Regions from separate parts of the Homo sapiens genome. Here regions 1, 2 and 3 are each linked to region 4. A link is a loop called in an ENCODE intact Hi-C map of the cell type or tissue named here. Cell type or tissue: PC-9. All regions are shown on one strand.

The links. Peaks named below come from ENCODE experiments on the same cell type or tissue, not always from the same donor. Only the 100,000 strongest peaks of a DNase experiment are listed, where the experiment ranks them.
Region 1: it touches region 4 in a loop (2.6-fold over the local background); 7 of 110 quality-filtered maps call a loop at or near these places.
Region 2: it touches region 4 in a loop (4-fold over the local background); 6 of 110 quality-filtered maps call a loop at or near these places.
Region 3: it touches region 4 in a loop (4-fold over the local background); 5 of 110 quality-filtered maps call a loop at or near these places.

The regions. Positions count from the first base shown.
Region 1 is chr6:6,723,118-6,727,117 of GRCh38, reverse strand. The region is part of intron 2 of LOC101928004 (a long non-coding RNA gene); the gene reads left to right. It overlaps LOC101928047 (a long non-coding RNA gene), which reads right to left. Exons shown (of 6, transcript XR_001743949.2): 5 at 1,818-2,337. Among named protein-coding and RNA genes, the nearest start is that of LY86-AS1, 100 kb to the right of the region's middle. RefSeq lists enhancers at 2,266-2,325, 1,642-2,335. In PC-9, a CTCF peak has its summit at 2,452 (motif pointing left); no DNase peak of the experiment used is centred here.
Region 2 is chr6:6,802,110-6,806,109 of GRCh38, reverse strand. No RefSeq gene overlaps it. Among named protein-coding and RNA genes, the nearest start is that of LINC03055, 82 kb to the left of the region's middle. RefSeq lists enhancers at 1,917-2,056, 2,067-2,126, 2,377-2,556, 1,866-3,065. In PC-9, no CTCF peak of the experiment used is centred here; a DNase peak (open chromatin) is centred at 2,359; H3K4me3 peaks cover 312 bases; H3K27ac peaks cover 3,298 bases.
Region 3 is chr6:6,967,602-6,971,601 of GRCh38, reverse strand. No RefSeq gene overlaps it. Among named protein-coding and RNA genes, the nearest start is that of LINC03055, 84 kb to the right of the region's middle. RefSeq lists an enhancer at 2,612-2,906. In PC-9, no CTCF peak of the experiment used is centred here; DNase peaks (open chromatin) are centred at 1,631 and 2,451; H3K27ac peaks cover 2,712 bases.
Region 4 is chr6:7,048,668-7,052,667 of GRCh38, reverse strand. No RefSeq gene overlaps it. Among named protein-coding and RNA genes, the nearest start is that of RREB1, 57 kb to the left of the region's middle. RefSeq lists silencers at 430-879, 910-1,029 and an enhancer at 861-1,362. In PC-9, no CTCF peak of the experiment used is centred here; DNase peaks (open chromatin) are centred at 667, 1,677 and 2,477; H3K4me3 peaks cover 2,434 bases; H3K27ac peaks cover 3,005 bases.

The DNA.
Region 1 (4,000 bases), 330 kb after region 4:
CTAAGTTCACTGGAGTTAGGCTTCATTTTCAACAGAGACGCACTTCACAGTAGCCGAAGTTGTCCAATGATGGATGGGCTGCTTCATGAGGAAGTATGTCTCACTTTGAAAAAGTTTGAATATTTGGTGCAATGTTTCCAAAGAGATTCAAACGTTGGATATGTTCTTAAACAAGACGGCAATCATAACCATTTATGGTTGATACTAATGCTAAAACAATAGGAATAACATTAATTGGGCACTTACTATTGATATGTGGTGCTCAGTGTTTTCTGTACATTATCTTATTTAAACCTTTACCGTAACACTGGGGTAGTTACATTACTACCATCTTAGGGGTGAAGAGTGAAGCCTTTTTGGTGAGTGCAAGTAAAAATCTGACAGGTCGAGAGACCTGATAATTGCATTATGGACATTGGAGGGATAGAGTAGAATGGCATGGTTTTTTTCCATTATGGCTGCAAACAAGGGCAGGTGCTTTCTGCACTTTGTATAGGAATGGCACAGCTGCAAGGCAGACAAGAGGGCCCCCAAAGGAATCTAACAGAGCTGTCAACTAGGTGGAATTAGTCTACCAGAAAAGATATTGTATAAATATTCATGCAATATAATTTTTGTCCAGCTTATTAGTTCTTTGGGATAATTTACTAGGAAAATTTCATGAAAACTACCTGTCAGTTTGACTTTGGAATTACTGTACCCATGATTTTTTCTGATGCCTATAGGATTAGAGAGGACTGACTCAGTCCCTCATGATTCCCTGGATCAACAGCCAGTATTACTTCTTACTATTTGACAATTTCAACAGAAAGATTGAGTTGTTTTATATCTTATCCAGCTTTTAAATGGTTGTCAGTGGGAAATGTAGTCCAAATACCTAGCCTAATGCTATTGGAAACTGGAAGCACTATCAGTGAAGTTCCCCATTCAGTTATAGGCGCACTCTATGCTAGACTGAGTGATATTTCTATGGTTAGTACGCCCCCGGGGTTAGAGGCTCCCTGGTCTTTGTCAACTGAAACCGCTGAATTGAACAAGGAAGGAGAAAGAGGAGTTCCAGAGGCAGATCAGATGCTGATGACCAAGAGTACGGAACTTGGCCACTCACGGGGCCTGCCAAGGTCCTAGCACGTAGTGTGCAGAGGGCAGGATCTGAAAATGAAGTGTTTGTGAATGGTGTGCAACAAACAGTAACCACTTCCTAAAGAATAGTCAGGCACAGTGACAGATTGGACAACAGCGAGAAGGGACTGGCTAAGGACTGGCCGCCTGGGTTCCGAGGCCAGAGTGGGGGAAAGGAAATGCAATGAGAAGGGGGATGGGGAGAAGGCAGTGAGAACCCCACCACCCCAGCTCTGGGCTTGTGAGCAGGTGGTGAGACCTCAGGGCTGGGGTTTGGTCACCTGTCACCCCTCACCTCTGCTAGACGCTTCAATCTGCCCAGGCCCTTTGGGGGCAAAGGTCTTCCAATGAGATGGTATCATGAATTCAGGCCTGTCCCGAGGAGCTTGCACGGAGAAATGAATAGTAAGATTACACAAGCCTCCTCCCTCCCTGCCTCTGGTGACCCAGATGGAGGGGGAGGCCCACCGTGCTGCCCCAGGCTTTTTCCAGCACGAAGGAGTTCTTCCTTGGGGTGGAACCCCTTGGTGAATTAGGAAGAGATGTGCGGTGGGAAGAAGAGAATGGTGCAGTGGGAGGAGGGGCAGAGGCCAATCCTGAACGCCCCAGGGGCCCTTTGCAATGCAGAGCGGTCCTGGCAGGGGACGCCCAAGTGGCGCTCGAGTTGGTCCCAGGGAGGGATGCCACGTTCTTACCTCTAGCAAGGCCTGGGTACGAGCTGGGGTTGTGACACGTGTGTGTTCAGAGCCAAGCGGCTGGTCCCTGAATTGGGTCACCTCAGACGGGCAACGGTTGATCTATCCCGATTGCTGAGATGAGATTTCGTCCTTCCTTGTAAAACCCAGCTGTGCCCCCCGGCTTCTGCCAGCACCAAGGCACTCCTTTGTCCTAGCGTTCCAGGAGGCTGAAGAGCTGAGTAACCCAAAGGGCATGGCGCCCAAGCCGCCTCAGCGCGCTGTCTGCGAATGGGCTCTAGGCGCTGGGTCGGGCTGCTGGGCCCGGCTGCTGGGCCCCAGGGGCTCTAAGGGGACAGGATGTGTTGGGACCTTCACTTATCTTCCTAGCACGTGCGGGGGCTGCAGCCCAACTTCCCCAAGAGCGGTGTCTCCCTGGCACAGCTTTGGAGTTGGAGGGATCGCCCCCTCCCCTGCCTGTCTTTCTAACTTGTTTTTCTGCTGACGCTGGAGCCACGGTACTTTTGCTTTTTGAAACACCCTGTAATTGGAAGAAGAAAAAAAAAAGACGAGTCTGCTCAGTGTTATGAGACAGGCACGTGCTGCCCTCTAATGGCTCCTGCCTTGTGGGTTTCCAGGCTCCCCGGGGAAGGGGCGCCCCAGGCCTGCCTTCCTGGAGGGTCTGCGGAGGGTTTCCTTCCTCCGGGTAAGCGGGCCCCTTTCCCTGCAGCCTGCTCAAGCGTCGGGGAAAGATGTCCGAAGACAGGTAGCTTTGTGTGGCTGGCTGTGAGAGGAGAACGGTCCTACATTCCACTCCAGACCAGGAGCGTTTCTTGGAGCCATGTACCCTACCAGCTTAGGAAGGAGTTGCTCATCCTCCCTCGCAGTCCCTCTGTGTCTACAAAGGAAAGCACAGCGCATGGCAAAGGCCGGTCAGCAGGCTCGTGCACGCAAACAGGCTTCCTTTTCCTGTCCTGCTGGCCAGAGGGGATGCGGGGGATGGGGTAAAATGCTGCTGATACCCCCCTCAGACTTTCCACTGGCAGCCTCCGGAACCTACTCAAAAGCCGAACACAAACCTCTTGAAAAAAAACATCAGAGTTAATGTTTGCAGAAACTGAAGACATTGGTTGGACATAGTCCAGTTCTGTTTAGAGGGGAAACTAGGATTTAATCAAGGAACAAAGTTCATAGGTGTGGGAGGAAAACCTGGGAAACGTTCTGTTTTGGTAGCTGGAAAGCTTGTCTCCAGAAGTGAAGGAAAGAAGCTGAAAGAGGAACTTGTATTTTCCTCCAGCGAGCTCAGATCCTGGCAAAGGGAGAGCGTGATGCTGGTGCGAGCTCTGTGGCTCGGTGGGAAACAGTGCAAAAGTTAGTGTTCCCAAGTTTAGAACGTTTTATGTAGTAAGGGTTCTTGGAAAAGTGCAAACAAAGCAGAGTGGTCCTTCTTGAGCTTTTCCTAAGTTGGGAGTTACTGGTCACAGAGCTTAATGAGGCAGTTCCTGTGGGAGCGGCTGCTCGGGGTGGCAGACCACTGCTAAATTCTGCCCCCGGAAGGGTGATGGAGGCAGAAAGTGGAGAAGGCTGGGTTGAAATCTGACTGAATGAGCCTCATTTTCACAGGAGGGTTAGACAAGAAGTCCCTTTCCTGGCTGGCCACTTCTTGTAGAAATGGAGAAGCATTTTTATTTTTTACCTTATTTAGATCTTCAGTTACAAAAGGCTGTCATTAGGAAATGAGTCTTTCCCCATCCCTTCCCTGCTCAACTGTAGAGGATGAAAGTTTTTTTTTTTCCTTCTCTCTTTTCTGATAATCCTGAGCAAATTCTGAAGAAACACAATTTTTTTTTTTAAAGTGTTCTCTCTTTCAACAGAACTGGCCTGAACTTTTGGCCTAGTCTCTCTCCATAAGCCTGATGGTGCTCATCCAGCCCCAGATCGTGTGAGCAGCTCTCTAAGGCTATAGGAGCCCCGGGCATGTCCTCTTCAGGCCCTGTGGGAACCCTGGCTCCCACATTGTAAGGGATTGTCAGGAAAAAGGGTCAAGCTGGCTGTTAGTGCTGGCTTCAAGGGGACAGAGCTGGGTCTGAAATATGTGTATTTTCTATCTTGAGTTTTGTTTTATGAGCACCCCTGCAACCCACAGCTTACAGATGCCACAAGGTGCCTTTGGGAGATGTTTTTCCAGTCTTGTTCAGCAGGGA
Region 2 (4,000 bases), 250 kb after region 4:
TTCTCTCCCAGGTTAAAGGCCAAGAAGCCCCCAGTCCAGGAGGGGTTTGGCAACGCCACAATTCTTAGGACCCCGGCTCCTTCCGCATCTCTTCTTTGCCATCCTCCATGTGTCTCCCTGTCTTAGTTTGGGTTCTCTAAAAACCAGAGACTGAGGCCAAAGCTAATGTACAAATACTTTCTTGAGGAATGCAACTCCAGGAAGCAAGAGGAAGGGGGAAAGAGGTGAGGCCGAGAAGGAAGGAGTAGAATACAAAGGGGTGCTTTACGAGGCCGGCCCCAGCTTTCAACAAATGCAGCTAATTGTTTAGTTTCACAGAGTGTCTCTAGAAAGGCCCACTGGGGCTTGGAATAATACATATGAGAAGAAGGGAGAAAAATTTGCCTGGCCATGTCCCCCATTAGTCAAAGTTGGCTTCACGGGGCAGCAGGACTCCACACTTCCAGGTGGCACCAGCTGGCATCTCCTAGCTGGGAAAAGCAGCTCCTGAAACAGCAGCAGGAGCATCTGCATTGTGAACACAGGACCTGGGGCCAGTAAGTGAGCGGGTGTGAGTCAGGGGGACTCTCCACCTGCCCATCTCAGCCCAACAGACCTTGTCTGGAAAGGCCGTGTGTCTACCTGAATGAGTAGATCCCCGGGTTTCTTGCTCTTCACAGTAACAGGGAAGCCCTGAGGCAGGTGGTGGGAGGCATGTGACGCGAGGCATGAAGCAATGTGCTGTTGGGTTGTGCCTACAAGCAACATGGGAAGTCAGGAACATCCACCACCATGGGCCCAGCCTGGCCAGGCAGGTGAAATGTCATGGCACAGTAATCTCTGCCACCAGATGGCATGAAACTCAATGAACCTCATTTAAAAAAATAAAAACTCTTTCATGGTTTACAAGAAGGTGGTGATGTCAGGTGATCCTCTCAGAAGTTTAATGTGGTACTGAGCAGAGGAACCACACTTGAGCAGATCCTGGGAAGTAGATACACTGGCTGAGACATAGACTTCATATGCCAAAGTGGCTGCATGAGCTCCGGCCATCATGTCCACATTCCTGCTAACAAGGATGGTGGAAAGGAAAGACTGAGGCACATTGCCTTTATCTGTGGTCACTTCTAAAAAGTTGGACACTATGCTGGGCATGGTGGCACCGGCCTGTTGTCTCTGCTTCTGGGGAGGCTGAGGTGGAAGGATTGCTTGAGTCAGGAGTTTGAGTTCGCATCTCTAAAATAAAAAAGAAAGTTGCACACAGCATACCTGCTGACTTTTCACTGGCCCAGACTTAGTCCTAATGCCACACCTAGAAGTAAAGCAAAGGCAATATTCTGAGAGATCTCATGCATAGCTGAAAATTGCCAGAATGGTAAAATAGAATATTGAGACGAATTGGCAGCTTATGGCACAGCTGCCAGGGTTGGGAGCGCCTGAGGGGGCACTGCAGAGTGTGCCCAGTGTGTGCTCCCATTTCAAATGGGCATGAGCAGGATGGGAGGGGGAGGAAGGAGAGTGGAGATAAGGGAATGGCGGTGTGGAAGAGGTTCAGGGGAAGACAGAGATGCAAAAGAAGAAGGGAGAGGGAGGAGACAGGCAGTGAGAAACGAGGGTGAGGCAGAAAGAGGGACAAGAGGATTGCCCCACCTGCAGATGGGACTCGTTTTGTTTCTGTGGAAACCATGGAGTTTTTAGTGGGCAACAGATGAGGATGAGGATGAGGGTGGGTTCTTGCCGGCAGCAGCACCTCTGTCCAGCCAGGGCTGATGTCGTGCTAGCCTTGGCCTGTACCCTACCCTCCTCCTGCCCCTTGCCCTAAAACCCAGCCAGGCAGACACTGCCTCCCCCTTTTCTACCTCCTGCCTCCTTCCCCTCCCATAGTCTTGGAGCAGGAAGTCAGACATATTCCTTCTAGGGTCATGTGGACTAGATTCACCCCATCAGCTTGGCATCAGCCTCAGGCTCTTCTGTGGCCCTCTTGCACCTGTACTCTGAAATGGCCTTTCTTGTTTCCAAAAAGCTTCTGGGGAGATGGAAATAAGGTCCAATCTGCAGGACATTATGGCCAAATCAAGGATCCCTAGCCACTTCTGGGGCACTAAGATTGCAGAAGGATCATAGACAGCATTTGCTTAGGACAGACATCACGATGGAACAGAACCGTGAAGAGAGGTGCCCTCCTCGCCTAGTGGTGTCCTGAACTGAAGCTAGCTGGGTGCTTCCCCAAACCTGCGTTAACTGAAACCAGCCAGGTTCCTCCCTGCCCGGCCTCATTACTCATCTTGCCACATCTTTCTTCCTCCCTGAAGGAGGAGCCTGGCCCCAGGTGTGTCTCAGCACTGCAAGACGCTTGGTGCTCGCCCGGCCTCGAAGGCTCACTCATGACAGAGGCATCCATGTACCCCTGGGACACGTCACGGGGTGTGTCCAGCACCAGGAAAGGATCTGCCTTTTTGTGTTTCCCTCCCCTGAGGCAGGGCAGGAGTCGGGCAGGGACTCGCTGGACTGTGAGGAGAAGCAGTGTGTCCTCACCTTTCCACCTTCCTCTGGCCACAGCTTTAGCTGCTGAATGATAACAAGGCTGCCTGCCGATCTCATAAGAGGGCATCTTGGGCAAGGCAAGGAGAAAGGGCTTTGGAGTCTTGAGTTCAAATCCCGGCTCCCCCAGCTGCTGTGCAACCGTGATGTATGACAGCCTCTCTGGGCCTCAGTGTTTGTATCTGCAAGATGAGGCTCTGACATAGACCTGATTAGGTTATGGTGAGGATTACACAATCCCTGCTTGAAAGGCACCTGGCTTGTTCTGAGTAAACCCTGTGACTCCCTTTAATTCCTGGTGGGTGGCTTGCTTGTGCCCTCATGAGGTTCAGCACTTGGCAGTACCCTGTCACCTGTTCATCATTAGCAATGACGGACGCAATGCTTCCTCTGTGACAAAGCCTCATCCGACAGAGCAGGACTGCAGGGCTTCTCCAGGGCTTGGGGAGGGGGACAAGGGCAGTGCGCACAGTTCCTTTTTGTTTGCTGATGCCACACTAGGCACGTGAAAGGGCTGGGTCAGAGAACCCAGCTTGGCCCACGCTGTCTCGGTTGGTGGCCGTCCTCACCTTCCTCACCCTTCAGATCCCGTAGGGAGCCCCTGCGGTGGTGCCATGGACGGGAAGCATCCCACCGTGCTTGTGGCTCACCTCGAGGTCCAGGTGTCACTGCATGGCCTGAAAAGGACTGTCTCCGAGCAGGTGCTCCCTCATCTCCCCTCTCCCGATTTCTACAACATCCTCTTCCCTGGCTCCTCGCCACTCCCTCCACTCTTTTTTCTTTAAACTTTTATTAAAGAATAACATCCCTCAATTTTTTTCCCTCCAACAAAGAACAAGCTCATGACCAAGAACAAAGAGGACATCTTGACCGTGTAAGTAATGATGACCGCTCTGTCCCCAGCTCATAGGGACCCTGAGGACTCCAGGTTGCCTCCCTATGTTGGCTCCTGATTCAAGCAGATGGCAGGGGGGTGTGTCCCAAGGAGCTGGGTGCTGATGTCAGGAGCCCAGCACCCTTGTGGAAGCCAAGAACGACACTGAGGGGGCAAGAAGAGACTGTGATGAGCTAAGTGATGGTGTTGTCCCCAGCACGCAACAAGGGCTGGTGCGGCAACTGGCGACCTGAGAGGGAGGGCTGGTCCCAGCAGGGAGGTGTTCATAGAAGGGAGAGATTTTCGGTGAGGAGTGGCAGCACAGTCATTCTCAACCCAGTGTGTCTTGGGAGATGCCTATGGGGTGGAAGTTGGATGATCAGGCTGTTATTGGGTCAATCTGATTCAAGGAGAGGGAGGAGAGGTGACGTGGCCAGAAGGAGGGCAGGAGGGTGGACAGCAGAGAATGCAGCCGGCCACCCGGGCCATCCCCCTTGCCTCCACTCACTCATCCTTTCCCACCCCTGGGCCGAGGATGCGTCTCATTAGGTAGTTTTCAGATGGGTAAACTGAGGCAGGAGCCATTCCAGGCCCAGAGAGGAGAGC
Region 3 (4,000 bases), 81 kb after region 4:
GCCAGGAAAGGTGCAGCTTATCACCAGGGATGTTTTTACCAGGCCGCTTCTGAACTTTAACCCACTGTCGAAACCAGGGTCGTGCGAGGGAGCCACAGCTTCTGGGCCCCCAGCACAGCTAACCCAGACTGCAGGCCTGATGTCAGCCACGTGATGTCACCTGCAGCTGGGGCATGGGCTGGCGAGGGATGCTGCGGCCCCGTGGGTTAGTTCTGGTGCTTAAGTCAGGGCGTCACAGCAATGGGAAAGGGTGATGCCAGGGAGAAGCCAGTGTAGTCCAGAGAGAGCTCGGCTTCTCCACCTGTGGCTTTCCTCTGCTCCAGGGGGACATGTAGACATCATTTGGAACGGAAAGTGGGCTGAGCAGCCACACCATTTGTTTCCCCATCCGTGTATTCTGAGGTTGCGTGCTCTTCAGTTTTTGCCCAGAGTGCTGGGCCCTGGACGATTTTGCTTCTTGCCCGAGTGCTGGTTTAATAACGGTGTGAATCAGAGGGGCGATGAGCCAGCGCCCACAGCGCAGAGCATCCAGGCATGTTGCAGCGGCGCAGAAGCGATGTGAGTTCCAGCTCCCGAAAGCCAGGGCTTTATTTCAGGGCTGTGGCCGAGGGCTAGATTGACTGTGGCCGGTGCCTGGCATCCTCCCTTCTGCCCAGGGGTGGTTCTCGCCTTCCTCCCTGAACTACCCTGAGCCGATTTCACCTTCCTCCAGTACCCCTTGCTCAGGGGTGGGAGTGGCTTTATTTGAACTCATTGAGGTTTCTAACACTCTTGGGAACATCACAGTAGAGAGGATGGCTGCACGCGTGCCAACATACCCATGCCTGTCTCAGCATCTCCCAGTCTCTTAGATTCAAAGGCATCCCCGAGAAGCAGGGCAAGCTTCCATTCAGGATAATGAGATTTAAGTTTGTTGGTCCTACTGTCTCTTGTGTTTGTAATTGTACATCACGTTTTCATTTGGTTTTGATGAGAGGCACACAGGGGGCAGGAAGAAGGGAGCCCAGTATCCCCATCCTCACCTAGAGACCTTTCAACCTGAAAGCCCCAGGTGCTGTTTGGACAGAGGGTGAGGGTGGAGTGAGTGGCAGATTGACCTGGGGACTTGGCCTTTGGAATCCTCACGCTCTCTTTGGAGGTCCTGAGCATCCTGCAGGGTAGCATTAAGCCCTTCCTCGTTTGTGCCAGTGCGCTTTTTGTAAATCTTCATGCCACGACATCCCAACCTCCCCTTGCGTGTTAGTTGGTGTGATTGGGTAAAAGCGGATCAATCCTTTAGAGATGTAAAAGGCAGAGGGGACAGTGGGAAGCCATCTCATGGAAGCTTTTTGTGAAGCTGCTCAGAATTCCTTCTCCCTCCATTGCTAACAGCCCCTCCAGCCTCCCTCCTCCAATGGAGACATTGAAAACAGCAACTTCCCCTTCCTTGCCCTAATCAGGGGTCTCCTCCTGTTAGCCCGTAGGACATAGGAGGCGCCTGCTGGCTGCTGCTGCTGGGAGCTGTGGAAACATGTGGCTGCCACGTAGGCTGTGAGTCAGCATCCCACCTTCCACAGGGGCCTTGGGAACCTGAAGGTGCTCAGTGCTCGTTAATATTAACCATCCCAGGCAGGCCCAGGGCAAATCCAGGAAGAGAGGCGTGGCAGCCTCAGGGCAGGGCGGTGGGTGGAGACGCCAGAAGCCAGGTGTCCTCTTGGCTCTTCAAGTCACCTGGCTTATTCCCTCCTGAAAATGCATTCTCTCTTTCCCTGTTTGGGTGAACGGCTGCTGGCAGGGCCACGGAAGGGAGGGGCCAGAGATGAAGAAAGGCTTTGCAGTCAGAGCCGAGTTAGGGTTATGGTCCACTGTAAGATCTTGGAAAAGATATTCTCTGTTTTTTTGAGACAGAGTCTCGCTCTGTCGCCCAGGCTGGAGTGCAGAGGCGTGATCTCTGCTCACTGCAGTCTCCGCCTCCGGGTTTCAAGCGATTCTCCTGCCTCAGCCTCCCGAGTAGCTGGGACTGCAGGTGCCCACCACCACACCCGGCTAATTTTTGTATTTTTGGTAGAGACAGGGTTTTACTATATGTTGGCCAGGCTGGTCTCAAACTCCTGGCCTCTAGTGATCCACCTGTCTCGGCCTCCCAAGGCGCTGGGGTTACAGGTGTGAGCCACCACACATCTGGCTGGAAAAGTTACCCTCTAAGCCTTAGTTTCCTTATTTTGAGGAACGGTCATCATGATGTGTACATTTTAGGCTTATGAGTGTTTCCCTGAGATAAAATGAGCACCGGTTGGTGTGAGAAGCAGCGATGATCTTTCTTTTTTCTGAATGGCTGTTTCTCTTGTCTCTTCCCCCAAGATCTGCCTTTCCTGCCCTTTCGACTAATAAGGGAAGAACTTCTCAAACAATTCGGCTATGTAACCTGGAGATGGGACTTTATGCATCATAGTGACAACTGGCTTCTGCTTCCCTGGGTGTGGTAGTTAGTGGAGAAGGGGAGGGTGCCCTGAGGGAGGGAGGACTCTGCAGAGGAATGGGCAGCCAAGAGTTGGTTCACCTGTACAAGAAATCTCCTTGGTGATCCTGAATCCATTCATGAGTCCAGGATGTCTCGGTGGTGGAACAACATCAGGCCTCTGAAATAGGGAAAGGTGAGTTCAGCACGATTGTGAAGGGGCACTCCAGCCTTGGGGATTTGGGCGAAGGGGACATGGGGTCAGGCTGTGCAGCATTCACCTCCTGTCCTTGGAGCCTTATCACCCAGTAGATAACCAGCTGCTTGCCCAGATGACTCACAAGGGTGCTTTAACTTCTGGGATTGTTCAGGGCCAGCTCCTTGGAAATTGAGGAAAACAAGCAAACATTGGAAGATTTGTTTGTTTATTTGAAAAATATTTACTGTGCACCTATTACGTGATGGCCACTTTCTAAGTCACAGAAGGTGCAGAGCCCTGAGCCACATGGACAAGGTCCCAGCTTTCATGCAGCTGAAATCCTCCAGTGAAGGAGGACAAGAAATAAGACATCTAAATAAATAAGCAAGACAACTCAGCTTGCAGTAAGTGCTGTGATAAGGAACTAGGCAGTGGCTCTCAAATTTGAGTGTGTATCAGAATTCCCTAGAGCCCTTGATAAAAACACTGATGGCCGGGCCCCACCCCAGTATTTCTGATTCAGTGTGTCGGAGTGGGGCCTGAGAATCTGCATTTCTCATAAGTTCTTAGATGATGCTGATGCTGCTGGTCCTTGGACCACCTTTGAGAACCACAGACTTGGGTAATGGTACAAGGGGTTGGGTGGGGTGGAGCCTAGTTTAGAAACAGCTCAGAAAGATAAAGTCAAAGGCCTGTGGACTGCGTTCCTTTTTAGTTTAGAAGGCAGAAGGGATGGAGGTGCTGTGTTTTTTGTAGTTCTTTTGTGGAAAGGACAGCTGCAAACAAAACAAAAACCTCTGTCTCACTTCTTACTCTACGTTTATTCCTATTCAGATCAGCTTCTGAGGCCGGGAGTGGTAGCTCATGCCTGTAATCCCAGCACTTTGAGAGGCTGAGGCAGGAGGATCTCTTGAGTCCAGGAGTTTAAGACCAGACTGGGCAACATAGGGAGACCCTGTCTCTGCAAAAAATAAAAAACAAATGAGCTGGGCATGGTGGCACACACATGTGGTCTCAGCTACTTGGGAGGCTGAGGCAGGAGGACTGCTTGAGTCTATGAGTTGGAGGCTGCAGCGAGCCATGATCTCACCACTGCACTTCAGCCAGGTGACAGAGAGAGAGAACCTTTCTCCAAGAAAAAAAAAAAAAAAAAAACACAGAAAAAATCCTGAAACAGATGAACTTCTGGAATCTCATTTCTTTGGGGAGCCTAAAGCCAGCAGGCACGATGCTTGCTTGTAATACAGAGTATTCTCATCTATTTGTTGATTCTCACAAAGCAGGAGTTTAAAGGCCAAGTCTGGATCTAAACATTTCAGAGACACCACTGACAGCACAGAGAAGGACATTCTCATTCTAGTGAG
Region 4 (4,000 bases):
GGGGGTATGCAGCATCCAGTTACATTCCTGACCCACTTTCGCGTCCCCTCCCTCCCCCTCCTCTTCCTCCTCCTCCCAGACAGGCCGCGAGGGCGCCAGCGCTCCGAGGAGCCATCCGCGAGCACTCCCCAGACAGCTGCCGGCTGGGTGCACCCGGCGTCGGGCACTACGGGGGGGACGCCGAGGGAGCCTGCCCCCGCCCCCACCCCCACCCCCGGCTTCCCTGCGCGCTCCCTCCTCGGTCACATGGACCCGCGAGCACCTGTTGGCAACCTCAGCCCCAAGCCGAGCCCCCCGCCGCCCCCTCTCCACCCTCACAGCAAAATTCCTTGCGGGAGGGAATGGGAAGACCGCCCAGTTCCCGTTCTGCAAACCCCGCTTTGCTAGGAGGGCGCAGGGGCCGGCGGGCGACGCCTGCACAGCTGCTCAGCTTAGGAAAGTGCAAAAGCGCCGCAGGCAAGCGGCGACTCGGTAGAGGGGATCCTAACCACCCCCTCCACGCATCACCCGCCTCCCCCGAGGCGGAGCGGGGAGATGGGGTGCGCCCGCCCCCAGCCCAACTCCGCTGGAAACCTGGGCTCCTCGCGGGCGCAGGGTGGGGATGCTGTGGAGTCCCGGCCGGGGCCGCAGGGGCGAGGGCAGGTAGCGGGTGGTGACGGGTGGGTGTGCGTTCCGGGTAGCCCAGTGCAGGAAGGGGGAGGGAAGCTGCCGTCGCAGCTGCAACTTCTGAGCGTGCAGAGCAACTCAGCAACTTTGCCTGCCCGGCGCGCCCCTCCCCCGCGCCACCGGGCCGGGCCGGGGGCTGCGCGGCGCCTTGCGGGCAGACTGGAGGTGCGGCCCAGTGGGGAAGGGACTGGGCTGGGGCTGCGGAAGTGGCACAGCCTCTCGGGGGACAGGAGTTGGGGGGCGCACCCACGCGCCCCGAGGCTTGAAAAATACGCCCGGGCCCCGCGCCGCGCACGCACCCCGCAGCCCCACACCAGCCAGGCCCTCGACTGCCGCTGGGCTCCGCGCGAGGAAGGGGGCGGAAGGATGGCGGCGGAACCATGGAAACTGTGCTCGGTGGATAAATAAGGAGAGGGCCGCGCTAGGCCGTCCCGGGCTGCCAGCATCTCGGAAGGCGGATGCAGCGCCCGGGGGAAGCGCGGCCCAGTTCGCACAAGTTGTTCTTCCCGAGCCGCCGCAGGGCTGCTGCCCTACCGCCCGGCTCCGCGCCGCAGCCGCCCTCGGGGGACGCCGCCTGGAGAGGCAGGCCCCAGCCTGGAAGGAGGCCGCCGGCGGGGGCTACGAGGTGTGGGGCAGAGGAGAGTGTGAAGGTGACCCCGGGGTCATCAGGTGTTTGTTCCGGGTCTTAAGGACCGCGCAAAGCCCTGCCGGTCTCGCTAGTCCCAGGTGCGCGTCCCGGAAGGTGAATTCATGTAGTTCAGACATTCTGAAGCTTCAGTGGGGCTAAATCCAGAAGTACAGGGAACCTGGGACGGCCTGGGATGGTACCCCATGTCCCCGAAGTTCTGCCCACACCCCTTCAGGGCGGCTCCCGGGAGTCGGATTGGCAACAGGGAAGCAGGATGTAAACTGGGAGGCTCTGGCCAGGCCCGGGCGCTCAACCGCACCCATTCCCTGCAAGCAAACTTAGCCTCCAACCTTCCTCCCCAGAGCTCTTCATCTGACTCACTGCCGAGTTACTGATGCTCTCCGGCCAAGCCTATTGCCTGTAAAGCTAGAGATTTCAATGGTGGTGTTATGAAGTTGAGTCACTTCAGGGTGTGGGGATCTTCAGACGCAAAGGGGTTATTTCAAGCGAAAGTAAACTACCTGCGCGGAGAAGCCTGGCAACCAGCTGAACGATTTAATTACATGCCATCTTAATTTAAAGAGATTTGCATGTTCATGAGGCCAGCTGGACAGTTACATTGTGATGTGTACCTGGAAATTACTTTTTAACTGGATAAGGTCAATTTATTTCACACCACGAACGGGTGAACAGTATTTCTCTTTTTTTGGATTCAACATTTTTGGTTCTTTTACTTCTTTTTCTCTTTTCTCTAATCCCACGACATTATTTTCTTTTACTTCTTAATGAAAAAAAAAATAACCTTCTACCCTTTTCCTCTGAAATAATTATGAAAGTCTAGGCTAGAGCGTAGTTTTCCAGAATACCATTCCAAAGAACTAAATCTTCAATATGGCCTTAAGTTATATTTGAAAAAAGGGCTCTGTGGTCATATATCACAACACATTTATTCCCAGATATACACAGTTTTGAATGTTAACATCTCTGATGTCTTCTATTTGGTGCCATCTTAGCATTGGGTCATAGTTTAATTGGCTATGATTTTCTTTCTTAGTGGTCCATAAAATAAGGAAGTTTGAGAAATGCTGAGTTAAGCAAGTTAAATCAAGTATATTTGTTACACAAGAAATAAATACAGCAGTGTAAGGCCTTTCAGAATCTTTGATGTGCTAAGGTGTTTGTGAATCACCACGAAGAGTTTATAATATGAAAACTTTCCTAAGTATGTTTGTTCAGTCACCGTTTTTGTTTTTTGTTTTTTGGTTTTTTTTGGTGAGGATTTTGCCCAGGGCTAGTGTTCCTTCTGGGTACTGCTGCTCTGCTGCTCTAGGAATTGTGCCAGATTTGAACAGGGTTGAGAGAAGTGTTCACGTTTCAAAATGGTGTCATTAGGAATCATCAACTGATAAACTAAATTTTAGTATAATTACCAAAAAGAGAAAGACCATTTGAGGAAACATTCAGAGGCAGACCTGTTCACATTTGGCTGTAGTGGAAACTGAATCAGGACCATCTTTAGAGAACTGGTTCCAGTGAACATTTAGTATGTCGGAAAATTCATGCATCTGATATATCTAATCCATGTTACACTACCTCCTGCATTATTTTAATTTGTAGGAGTCAATAAAAATGTCTTATTTAAAGTAGACTGGCACTAAGCCACTCCCCAATTACTTACAAAAAGTCCCCCAAAACATTGTTATAGAAAAATAAGAAAGGGTGGTGAGCACATGAAAGTGTACTCTAGGCTGGGCGCGGTGGCTCATGCCTGTAATCCCAGCACTTTGGGAGGCCAAAGCGGGAGGATCACCTGAGGTCAGGAGTTGGAGACCAGCGTGACCAGCGTGGAGAAACCCCATCTCTACTAAAAATACAAAAAATTAGCTGGCCGTGATGGCGCATGCCTGTAATCCCAGCTACTCGGGGGGCTGAGGCAGGAGAATCGTTTGAACCTGGGAGGTGGAGGTTGCGGTGAGCCAAAATCCCACCATTGCACTCCAACCTGGGCAATAAGAGTGAAACTCCATCTCAAAAAAAAAAAAAAAGAGCAGGAGGCATGTACAATTTTCCAAAGACAAATGAAATTGGAGATAGAAGGCCAGATGTGATGGTTCACACATGTAACCCCAGCCTTTTGGGAGGCCAAAGCAGGAGGATCTCTTGAGGTCAGGATGAGACCAGCCTGGGGCAACAACGAAAAAATCCATCTCTACAAAAAACTTAAAACAAAAAATTAGCTGAGCATGTTGTCATGTGCCTGTGGTCCCAGCTACTCAGGAGGCTGAGGTGGGAGGATTGCTTAAGCCCAGAAGTTTGAAGCTGCAGTGAGCTGTGATTGCACCACTGCGCTCCAGCCTGAGTGACAGAGTGAGACCTTGTCTCTGGAAAAAAAAAAAAAAAAAAATTGAGCATAGGAAAGAAAAATCTACCTCACTAATCCCTTACTAAAGGTAAGAAGTAAAGCAGAGATTTTTATAAGCAAATAAAATATCCTACTTAGAATGTTTAAAATACAAATATAAAATGTGAATTTATGTGCATTAGCTCATTTCACGGTACAGTAATCCTGTAAGGTAGATGGAGCCACCATTCTTACCCTCAGATTGCATACCCTCCCATTCATTTATGTAACAAGCACTTATTGAGAACCTACCAGGCTCCAGACAGGACCCTGGACTTTGATGATAGAAAGACAAATATGAGAAA